Regions from separate parts of the Homo sapiens genome. Here regions 1 and 3 are each linked to region 2. The links are chromatin contacts, found by Hi-C in ENCODE. All regions are on one chromosome and are shown on one strand. The core of a region is the stretch at or near the end of the contact, and the rest is flanking DNA. Distances in the headings are between cores, read along the strand shown.

Region 1 (3,774 bases), core at 745-3,244, 1.2 Mb before region 2:
CTTACATTGTTGCACAACTTGTAATTTTTAAACTAGTTGTGAACCTTTTCCTTCTTAGCAAATATTCATCTAATTACCACTATTTATTGTTATTATTATTATTTGAGACAGGATCTTTCTCTGCTGCCCAGGCTGCAGTGCAGTGGAGATCACAGATGACTGCAACCTTGAAGTCATAGACTCAAGTGATTCTCGTGCCTCAGCCTTCCAAGTAGCTGGGACTACAGGCATGTGCTACCACACACAGCTAATTTTTAAATTTCTTTTGTAGAGACAAGGGTCTCACTATGTTGCTCAGGCTGGTCTGGAACTCCTGGCCTCAAGCAATCCTGCCTCGGCCTCCCAAAGTGCTGGGATTCCAGGGATGAGCCACCATGCTAGGCTCTAAATTATAATTATTAATGGCTATGTATTTTTCTTATTATGAATGCATCTTTTTTTTTTTTTTTTTTTTTTTTTGAGATGGAGTCTCGCACTGTCACCCCAGCTGGAGCGCAGTGGCGCGATCTCGGCTCACTGCAACCTCCGCCTGCTGGCTTCAAGGGATTTTCCTATCTCAGCCTCCTGAGTAGCTGGCATTACAGGCACCTGCCACCACGCCTACCTTTTTTTTTTTTTTTTTGTATTTTTAGTAAAGACGGGGTTTCACTATGTTGGTCAAGCTGGTCTCAAACTCCTGACCTCATGATCCGCCCGCCTCGGCCTCCCAAAGTGCTGGGATTACAGGTGTGAGCCACCGCGCCCAAACGAATGCATCATATTTTATTGGACTCCTACTTTGAAATATTTAGGAATTTTCAGTGTTTACTATGACAAATAGCACTGTGATTAAAAAAAAATGTAGTCAAATCCACTTTTGCTGTTGATTTTTTTTTTTTTAATCTGTAGAGACATCGTCTCGCTATGTTGCCCAGGCTGGTCTGGAACTCCTGGCCTCAAGCGATCCTCCTGCTTTGGCCTCCCAAAGTGCGTGGGCCACCGTGACCAGCAGTTATTTATTTTCTTTGGTTGTGTGTGTGTGTGTGTGTGTGTGTGTGTGTGTGTGTGTGTATGTATGTATTGAGACGGAGCTTGCTCTGTTGCCCAGGCTAGAGTGCAGTGGCACGATCTCGGTGCATGCAACCTTCACCTCCCGGGTTCAGGCGATACTCGTGCCTCAGCCTCCCGAGTATCTGGGATTACAGGCGTGAGCCACCATGCCCAGCTAATTTTTGTATTTTCAGTAGAGACGGGGGGTGCGGGTGGGGGAATTTCACCATGTTGACCAGGCTGGTCTCGACTCCTGACCTACGGTGATCCGCCTGCCTCGGTCTCCCAAAGTGCTGGAATTATGGGCGTGAGCCACCGCGCCGGGCCAGCTATTGATTTTTTGAAAGGATTTTTAAAAAATAATGTTGCTTTGAAAATTTTTATTTATGACTAGCTCTTTTGGTTAAAACTTGGCTATGGTTTCTCTGGAGTGATCCTGAGTTGGATAATTTTGGGAAAGTTAGAGAATCTAATTAAAAACATTTTCAAATGCTTATTAATTGTAACAAAAGAGATATCACAGGATCCATAAAGAGCGCTAGCCCGAAACGTCTTTTGATGCAGTAATTCCTGGGCACCGGCATCGCTCACATTCTCCTCTCAGAATTACACCGGGAGGGGTCGCGAACCTCTGCTAGCCGCTCTCGCTGCGATCCGGAGATACCCAGACACCGGACTCCTTGAGTTCACAGCCCGGATGCAGAAGGGAATCCTAGCAGCGCCGTACCGGATGTGTGAGTGGAAGTGACTGAGGTGAACTCACGACCGATTGGTTCTCCCGAGTGGACCCAAGCCTGTTTTCACCTGCCACTGGCCGCGTGGTTTGTCTATTTGAACAGTCCCCGCCCCCTGGAGAAGCCGGGTCCTGAAGCTTCTCTTCTTCATTACTATTGGCCTGTTTTTCAGTCCATCTTCTCCCTATACCTGTCGATTGGTCCTCAGGGCTGGGAACCCTCCTTCCCTCGCTCCCGGCTTAGAGGACAGCGGGGAAGGCGGGCGGTGGGGCAGGGGGCCTGAAGCGGCGGTACCGGTGCTGGCGGCGGCAGCTGAGGCCTTGGCCGAAGCCGCGCGGTGAGTCTAGGGCCTGGCACGACCCCTCTAGGGCGGCGTAATGTCCAGACCCACGGCCAGCCTGCCCGTGGGGGGGCCAGGGGAAGCCGCCCGTCTGGGACGTGGGGTCCCCACATTGCCGGCCCCACGACCTGGGCACCGTCTGAGGCCTTGACTCCCACCCCTCGAGGCAACGCCCACCTCCCCGGGACCCCCAAGAGACCCCTGGACCCTTCGGCCCGCGGTACGTCCGCCCGAAGGCCGGCCCATCAGCTCTGGTATTGCCCTTTGGGTCTTTTGCCTGTCACAGCCACCCTTTCTTTTGAGCCACGTATAAAAATTGTGTATCTCTGCCCCAGGGAACACTAGCGTCCGTGTCAGCCCCTTGTCCTCCACTGTGGACACCTCTCAGAGATCCAGTCCCCGAAACTGAGCTTGGTTACATCGTTGGGGTACATCTTCTCTCCCTCTCCCCCAGCCCCATCCCTGTTTCCCCCATCCAATCTTAACTTCCTTAAGCCCTATCAACACCATTAGGATATTTGACTTCAGATATCCTAAGTTTAATTGAATTCAGTCTGGAGCAGATGGCCTGTGGGCCTCAGATCATATAAAGATACACTGGTTCTTTCCTGAGAATAGAAATCCCTTGCCAGCCACCTTCCCCCCTTTCGGACGCACACACATACACACAAACTGGAGTAGTTTTCTTAGCAGGGATTCTTAAGTTTCTTCTCCCCTAAAGGATGACATTTCTTTCTGCAGTCTTCTTCTTGGCAGTGGAGTATTTGAAAGCTTTACAAAACCAATTATTCCCAGGTTTTTCCTCTGTGCCTTACAAATTCTTTCAAAAATAAGAATTTTGAGAAATTGGTTTTGTAGCATAAGCTGAACATACTTGGGATAGGTGTATGTTACACCCATGGCAGTGTGGGCATAATTGAGGAATGAGGGAATGAGCTCAGGAACTAATTGGTGTTTTTTGTTTTGTTTTGAGACGGAGTTTCGCTCTGTCGCCCAGGCTGGAGTGCAGTGGCTCGATCTCTGCTCACTGCAAGCTCCGCCTCCCGGGTTCCCGCCATTCTCCTGCCTCAGCCTCCCGAGTAGCTGGGACTACAGGCGCCCGCCACCATACGGCTAATTTTTTTTTTTTTTTGTATTTTTAGTAGAGGCGGGATTTCACCGTGTTGGCCAGGATGGTCTCGATTTCCTGACCTCGTGATCCGCCCGCCTCGGCCTCCCAAACCCGGCCAGGAACTAATTACTTTCTTTTAGCTTACATTTGAAGAGCTAGTCCCCTGTAGAACTGCGTTGTTCAGTACAAGAACCACCAGCCACATGTGGCTGTGGAGCACTTGAAATGTGACTAGTCCAGGCCGGGCATGGTGGCTCACACCTGTAATCCCAGCACTTTGGGAGGCCAAGGCGGGCAGATCACCTGAGGTCAGGAATTTGAGACCAGCCTGGCCAACATAATAAAACCCCATCTCTACTAAAAACACACAAAAATTAGCCAGGCGTGGTGCTGCACATCTGTAGTCCCAGCTACTCGGGAAGCTGAGGCAGGAGAATCATTTGAACCCGGGAGGTGGATGTTGCAGTGAGCCGAGATCATGCCACTGCACTCCAGCCTGGGTGACAGAGCGAGACTCTGTCTCAAAAAAAAAAAAAAAAATGACTAGTCCAAATTGACAT
Region 2 (3,738 bases), core at 296-2,795:
TGCTTTTTGGTTGTTTTTTTTTTTACAACAACCTAATTTATTAAACAATCTTTAAAACATCAAGAAGTAGATCTGTATAACTCCTTTAAGAAATGAGAACAGGAGAGAGTTTAGAAAGTCATTTGCTTCCACTTGCTTCCCGTTCAGTCTCTGCTACAGCAAAACACAAGTTTGAAAGATTCAAGAAGTAGGAAAAGATAGAATGTAACAGAAGAATGCCAGAAGTCATTAGTGGTCTATTAAGTACCAGAATATAACTGGAATTCTCTAAACTGTGGAGAAGATACATATTTTGTTAAATATCAAAGAATCTGTCTGTAAACCACCCCTCAAGCAAAAATATATGTTTAATCAAGCTTATACAGTGCAATAACCACACATATCTGGAATTTCAAATGCTTTCTTTAAAAATATTCACCCACCATACATTCTCATTCCATCCAAAATTGTTCTTTAAATTCCTGAAGACACAGACACACACACACTTTAACTTCATGTAAATCTCGCCCTTCTTGTTCGCATACCCTGAAGAAAAGAATAAACACCTCAAGATGCTCTCTCCTCTTGTTCATACCCTAAAAGAACACTCGGAAAGAAGCAAATGGAGTTCAGAATGAAGAAAGAAGGCAACAGAATAAAGGAGAACAAAACCAGAGACCCTATCGGGGAGTCACGTTATTCTTGGAAAATATCATCTCCGTTCCTTCTCCAAGCCCAAAGGCCAGACAGCACTGGCGCAATACCATCCCTGTCCAAAGCGCTAACGAGTTGCCAACTAATCCCTCAAGGTGTCCCCCAACCTCCTCACCTCATCAGCGCTCAGCTCCTCCATCGCTTTCCTCTTAATGGTGAAAGGCGTTAAGGAGAGATCCTTCTGTTCTCGAGACCACGGCGGGAGGAAGGAGAGTGGAAGGTGTCTATCAGGCTGTCTGGTCCCCCGAATGGGGGAGGTTTCAGAATTGCATAGTCAGAGGTTAAAAAATAAGAACACGAGAGGCACTAAACTGCCTTGGCTTCGGTCACTCCAGTCGCCCCACAGACTACTACAGCCGCTTGTTCCCTGAGCAGCCTCCTTTGGCCGCCACTGCTGCTGCTACAGGGTTGTCTTAAGGCGCCACTTATTACCCTCTGCTTCCCAGGTTACCCAGCTAGGCAGCGCGGTCTCCAGTTCGTCTCGTGCCCCGAGCCTGCTGTTTCTTCGTGATAGTGGCGCGGTAGCTGCGTTCCTACAGCAGATCCTGCTCTCCTTCCTACCCTTTGCTCCTGGCGGGAACTGGTCGACTGCAGAGTGGATACCCCGAGGTAAGGCGACCCCACAGCCGTCCTGGCAGAGCCCAGCACTGTAAGGGAAGCCCCTCCCCTCCCAAAGCAGGCCGGCCACGCCCCGCCTCCACGCCGGAGCCCGGGTAGGGGGGAGGGGGAGGATGGGATGCGCGTAGCTCTCGCTGGAAGAGTAAATCCTCCTACCCCTCCACCCCTACTCTTTCCCCCTCGCCCCACCAAGTATTATTCATCAAAACAACAGGGCGGCCATCTTTGAAAGGGATCACGTGACCCCCGTCAGGGAGGCGGGGCTTCTGGCGCCGGGACGTGGCAGCCAATAGGCCGCGGGCGCCGCGCCGCCGAGTTCCTCTCGCCTGCGTCCTCTCCCCGCCTCCGTCCCACCCCGTCCCGCGCAGCCGCGCCGGACGTGGGGAGGGGCAAAGGGAGGCTGGCGGCTGGGCGGGGCGTTGCCACGGCGACCGCGCTGGGGCTGCGGGCGCGGCGGGCCTGAGCCAGGTAGGCTGGCAAGGGGAGGGACGACTCCCAGACTCGCGTCGGGGAAGATCCACCAGAAGGTGGCGCTGGCCCGCGGCCCGGGGGCCCGCCGCGCCTCCGTTGTTCCCAATCGCCTGCTTTTCTGTGACTTGGGGGCCTAGAAACACCTCATCGCTCCCACTGGACTGTGCGCGCCCGCCGCCTAAGCGAGGGAAAAGAAAACGGAAAACGTCTCCTTGACCCCGGGAGCGTGATCTACCGTATTGAGCGCTCATTTTCTGAAACATCTGCCACACACTCTTCCACCTCCTCCAGGAAAGCCCAGTTGGAAGAAAACTCGAACACAAGAACTCCCATTCATTTTATTTTACCTTGGCCTTTTAGAGATACTTCCTGGGTTTTTTTTTTTTTAAGTGTGTTCAAAAAGTATTGGTAAAATTTGAAAGTATAAATGGATGAGAGACCCAAATCACTGAATTGTACACAGCAAATGCAAGGAAGACGTTTGGAGTCAGTGGGGGAAAACCATCCTCCGGTGCACAAGAATACAAATATTTGGCCGGGCGCGGTGGCTCACGCCTGTAATCCCAGCACTTTGGGAGGCCGAGGCGGGCGGATCACGAGGTCAGGAGATCGAGACCATCCTGGCTAACACGGTGAAACCCCGTCTCTACTAAAAAATACAAAAAATCAGCCAGATGTGGCGGCGGGCGCCTGTAGTCCCGGCTACTCGGGAGGCTGAGGCAGGAGAATGGCGTGAACCCGGGAGGCGGAGCTTGCAGTGAGCCGAGATCGCGCCACTGCACTCCAGCCTGGGCGACAGAGCGCGACTCCATCTCAAAAAATATATATATATGTATGTATATATATATTTATAAAATATAAATCTAAGTTGAGCGATCAAAGTAACAGTACCATGAAATTCCAGATTTTGCCGCTGACGAAGACTATAAGTGGATTGGATGGCTCACTAAGCCATAAAGACTGCATTCCAGAATTAAGAGTTACAATGTATTTGCTACATGCTTAAAATAGGAACCTGACTACTAGATATGTAAGGAATTTGTGAGTAAAAATATGTAAGGAATTTGTGAGTAAAAATAAATCACTGCTGGCTTTGCATATTATCTGCTCTCCAGGAAAGGAATTCTGTGTAAGCCAGAACTTGAACCCCTGGTGACATTGATGTTAAAAGTTTACTTTTTTTAACCTCATTATTGCCATCTAATTTACATACCATACAATTCACCCAATTAAGGTGTACAGTGGTTTTATTATGTTCACAGTTCAGTCATCCTCACTGTCCAATTTCAGAACATTTTCATCATCCCAAAAAGAAACCCTCAAAGCCATTAACAGTCACTCCCGGGCTGGGCGCAGTGGCTCACGCCTGTAATCCCAGCCCTTTGGGAGGCCAAGGCGGGTGGATCAAGAGGTCCGGAGTTTAAGACCAGCCTGGCCAAGATGGTGAAATACAAAATACAAAAATTAGAAGGGCGTGGTGGCGGGCACCTGTAATCCCAGCTACTTGGGAGTCTGAGGCAAAGAATTGCTTGAACCCGGGAGGCAGAAGTTGCAAGGAGCCGAGATCGTGCCACTGCACTCCAGCCTGGGCAACAGAGCGAGACTCCGTCACAAAAAAAAAAGACTCCTGCAGGATAACTACCTTCTGTCTTGGTGAATTTGCCTATTCTGGACATTTCACATCAGTGGAGCAATACACCGTGTGGCCTTTGGGGTTTGGCTTCCTTCACTTAGCATATGTTTTCAAGGTTCACGCATATTGTAGCATATATCTGTACTTCATTTCTTTAATGCCAAATGTATCACTGTATTGCTGTAGCGCATTTTGTTTATCAATTCATAGTGATATTTGGGTTGTTTCCACCTTTTGACAATTATGAGTAATGCTGCTATAAACATTCATGTACAAGTGTTTGTTTGGACATATGTTTTTATTTTTATTCCTTTTAGGCATAT
Region 3 (3,784 bases), core at 823-3,322, 1.8 Mb before region 2:
TGCTACAAATCCTAACGCTGACACTAAATTCTACAGCATGAAGAATTTATGGAAGAGTGAGACTCTGTCAAAAAAAAGAAAAGGTTGTGGAAAATTACCTAATGATACAAAAAGTATAATAAAGGGGGTGAGTGGGACAGGTTAAAATAGATGATTTAGTGGAATCTCATTTTTGTTACTTAAAAAAAGCATGTATCATGTATATAAAAGCATGGGTAAGGATGTAGAAAGATACTTAGTAAGGTGTTAACAGTCATCTTTTAATGAATGGAGTTATAGGCTTTTCTCTACCTTCTTTATTACGTTTAAGAATTTAATGATAAAAAGTCACGCATGTTGTTTCACCCCAGCAGTGTTGGCTTTACTAAAAACACATACTCTAAGAATCCCATACATGAAAGGTGGAACTTAATCAAGAACATGTCAGAGAGAAGCTGCTTGAGCAAGAAAATATCTGAAAAGCAAGCTCTCCTAGAAGAGAAGCAAGGCCTCCTTAACAGTTTATAAGCACACACCTGTTAGGGGCACATACTGCCTGCCAGTGCCTTTCACTCTAAGTCTCTCTGTAAGCTGTAAAAGCAAACAGTTTAATGGCAAATACATACTCTATCCAGGTTAAGGTGCCACAGATTTATAAACGTGTAAAAACACCAGACCTTGTTTTGGGGTTAAGGTGAGAAAAGGGCTTGCTAAACAGTCTCTTTCCTAGAAGGAAGTTCTCTTACCCACTCACTCCCTGGGACAGAAGGTCAAAGAGCATCTCTGGTTGGAATCATAATGCTTCGGCCTGAAGTGACCAGGCCACTCACTACTTTAGTTGCCCAAGCAGTATCAAAGGAGCTCACCTCATAGTCTTTCCTTGGAAGAATCTCATCCTCCTCCTCCTGTGTTTCTCCAAGGATGGTCTAGAAAAACAGATCCGCAGAGGGAGCCTTTTTTAGTGGTTAGGAGTGGAAGGAGGCAGAAGTATTTACTGAAATCAGTGGCTAGCTTCTAAATCATCTGGAGCCATTATCAAATAGGAACCAGCCCTCAAAAAAAACCTTTCAGGGGTGAGGGACCATGTGGGTGAGGATCTACAGCCATCAGCTGAGCTCTTCATTTCCACTGATAGTCTCCAAATAACCACCCTCCTCTTCAGGACACCTCAAAGATGTCCAACGCCAGCTGAAAAGGGGGGTAAAAATGCAGGTTCCATTTGACAGTGTGACGTATCTGAAATCAGAAAGGACTTGTCAACTCTGGGAACACAACTCAAGTTTTCCCAGGATGCTTTGCAGGGGGAAGCTGGACTGTCAGTGACCCAGAAAGGGTGAGGGATAGAGTGAGAAAGGACTGGAGAAGCTAAAACAGCAGCATGATAAGCACAAAGTCCTGTGAGGAAGCTCATTCTGAAAACGCTTGTTTCATTCCAAACTCTTTTCAGATGGAAATAAAAGGAAACATGGGTGGGATTTACTGGAGCTGGCCTGGATTCTCCCTCAGATTCCAGGAGGGGTTATGAGAAAAGACCCCAGACTTAGGCACGTGAAGCAGGGTAGACGCTTCGAGAGCCCTGGCTGCGGTCCCCAGGCCCCACCCGCTGCCACCTGCGGGCCCAGATTGGCCCGGCCCCACCCCCGGCAACGCCTCTCTCAGTCCCTTAGCAACCGCCCCCTCCCCAGGCCGACTCCGCCGGCTTCTTACCAGCTCCTCGGGGGTGCGGGTCTCACGCTCACCGCAGCAGCAGCACCACCTGCAGCAGCAGCACAGAGACCCCCTGCACCCCGCCATCTTCCTCCTTTACTGCCACTCTGGACCCCTCTACCAACCCCCTCCCAGCCAGGATCTGCGCCTCACGTGACTGGCCCCGGGACGGTCACGTGGCCCTCTCGAGCTCTGGGACTGAGACCAGGAGTGGCTGCAGACGGGTGGGGCGAGGACTCGCGTCACATGACGATAAAGGCACGGCCTCCAACGAGACCTGTGGGCACGGCCATGTTGGGGGCGGGGCTTCCGGTCACCCGCGCCGGTGGTTTCCGCCCTGTAGGCCCGCCTCTCCAGCAACCTGACACCTGCGCCGCGCCCCTTCACTGCGTTCCCCGCCCCTGCAGCGGCCACAGTGGTGCGGCCGGCGGCCGAGCGTTCTGAGTCACCCGGGACTGGAGGGTGAGTGACGGCGAGGCCGGGGTCGCCGGGAGGGAGATCCTGGAGCCGGCAAACAACCTCCCGGGGGCAAGGACGTGCTTGTGGGCGGGGAGCGCTGGAGGCCGGCCTGCCTCTCTTCTTGGGGGGGGCTGCCGCCTCCCTTGCGCACCCTTCGCGGGATTAGTGTAACTCCCAATGGCTACCACTTCCAGCGACCGCCAACCCTCAAGCGAAGACTGACTTTGGCTCCCTGCCTGGACGGAGGGGCCCCTGAGCCAGGGGTGACGATCCCGCCCCTCTGACCGGCCCAGGCCCGTGTCCTCGCCCCCATCGGTGACTCAGTGACCTGGTGACTGGATTCTCGGCCACCTGGGCGCCGAGACGGCTTCCGGCTCCTGCCTTTTAAACCTGCCTCCCCGGCGATCACCTGGAGAAGAGCGCTGGGCCCGGGGCACTGCGGTCCCTGGCGCCCACTGCGTCCCGCTGCGCACGGGGGTCCGCCGGGACCTTTCTGGGAGTCGTAGGCTTAGTATCCCAGTGCTTGGCGCAGACTAGTTGTTCAGTAAGTGGCAGAGGCTTATTTTGAGAGAGTGGCAGCACCTGGCCCTTTGGCGCTCAGTGAATGTTGGCTATCACCGTGTGCCAAACTCTGGGGATACCCCAGGCAGGACACCGGTCCTGTCTCAGGGAACTGGGGAAAGAGAAAGGAGACAGGCCTTTTCACCCACAGTTACAACCCAGGGTGCTATGGGAGTCCAGCTGATAACGGATAAATCGTGGGAGTTGGCTTACAAATATGGCACATGCGTGGCATATACTAGGAATGCAATAAGTCTTTGAAAATCAGAGGGTTTACAGGTGGTTCAGCTTCCTCCTACTCTAGGTTCTGTTCCAGCAAGCAATTAACGAGGTGCGCCCTTAAACGCTGGAGGAAAGCCAACTGGCTGCTCTTGCTGTTACTCCTCCCCCCCGCCCCCGTTCCTCACTCCCCACAGCCATCCCCACTGAGAATCTGGAGTTTGAGGTCAGAATGAAAGAGAGCAGCCCTAGAGGGAGAAAGCTTTGGCCCAGGGTTCTTAGTCTGGAATCAACTCCTTGTCTTTGGATGTATCCCCGTGTAGTCTGTGCACCTGTGTGTGTATTTCAGGGGAAGGGAGCAGTGCATTTAATCAGATTGTCAAAAGAGTCTAAGACCCCAAATGGTTAGGTACACAGGGTTAGTGGTGGACAGTCTGAAAGAAATGAACCTCACCTGGGCTTTCCTCTGTTGTGCCATGTCACCACACACCCATTCACTACTGTGTGTTTGCCCATTGCTGTGCAAGTGTTTTGTTTGTTTTTAAGTGTTTGTCTTATTTTCTTAACCAGACTGCCAGATGACCCTATGCCCTCTGTTGGCCTGTCTGTGCCCTGGTGGCTCTGATTACTTGTTTCTGTTTTTTGTTTTTGTTTTTTTTTTTGAGATGGAGTTTTGCTTTTGTCGCCCAGGCTGGAGTGCTATGGCACAATCTTGGTTCACTGCAACCTCTGCCTTCCGGGTTCAAGCGATTCTCCTGCCTCAGCCTCCAGAGTAGCTGGGATTACAGGCGCCCGCCACCAAACCTGGCTAATTTTTATATTTTTAGTAGAGTCGGGATTTCACCATGTTGGCCAGGCT

The links. Hi-C counts contacts between places; a loop is a spot of excess contacts on that map. Pooled maps may share reads with other maps.
Region 1: a map of CD8-positive, alpha-beta T cell shows a loop between it and region 2 (15-fold over the local background). The contact joins the promoter of MTOR here to the promoter of UBE4B in region 2. A Hi-C loop is called at or near these places in 2 of 168 maps with a recorded cell type or tissue (CD8-positive, alpha-beta T cell and naive thymus-derived CD4-positive, alpha-beta T cell), 1 of 37 single-sample maps with no recorded cell type and 7 of 50 pooled maps.
Region 3: a map of CD4-positive, alpha-beta T cell shows a loop between it and region 2 (9-fold over the local background). The contact joins the promoter of MTHFR here to the promoter of UBE4B in region 2. A Hi-C loop is called at or near these places in 1 of 168 maps with a recorded cell type or tissue (CD4-positive, alpha-beta T cell), 1 of 37 single-sample maps with no recorded cell type and 7 of 50 pooled maps.

The regions. Positions count from the first base shown.
Region 1 is chr1:11,260,771-11,264,544 of GRCh38, reverse strand. It overlaps MTOR (mechanistic target of rapamycin kinase), which reads left to right and starts at 1,994. Exons shown (of 58, transcript NM_004958.4): 1 at 1,994-2,100. RefSeq lists an enhancer at 1,647-1,806 and a silencer at 2,227-2,276.
Region 2 is chr1:10,030,765-10,034,502 of GRCh38, reverse strand. It overlaps UBE4B (ubiquitination factor E4B), which reads right to left and starts at 1,545. Exons shown (of 28, transcript NM_001105562.3): 1 at 809-1,545. The coding sequence starts at 832. RefSeq lists enhancers at 678-727, 1,119-1,773 and silencers at 1,288-1,507, 1,538-1,927.
Region 3 is chr1:11,804,252-11,808,035 of GRCh38, reverse strand. It overlaps MTHFR (methylenetetrahydrofolate reductase), which reads left to right and starts at 2,072. Exons shown (of 12, transcript NM_005957.5): 1 at 2,072-2,148. It overlaps CLCN6 (chloride voltage-gated channel 6), which reads right to left and starts at 1,845. Exons shown (of 23, transcript NM_001286.5): 1 at 1,687-1,845; 2 at 846-905. The coding sequence starts at 1,773. RefSeq lists enhancers at 1,298-1,367, 1,818-1,897, 1,908-2,017, 1,215-2,200, 3,497-3,784 and silencers at 1,548-1,597, 2,268-2,317, 2,338-2,387.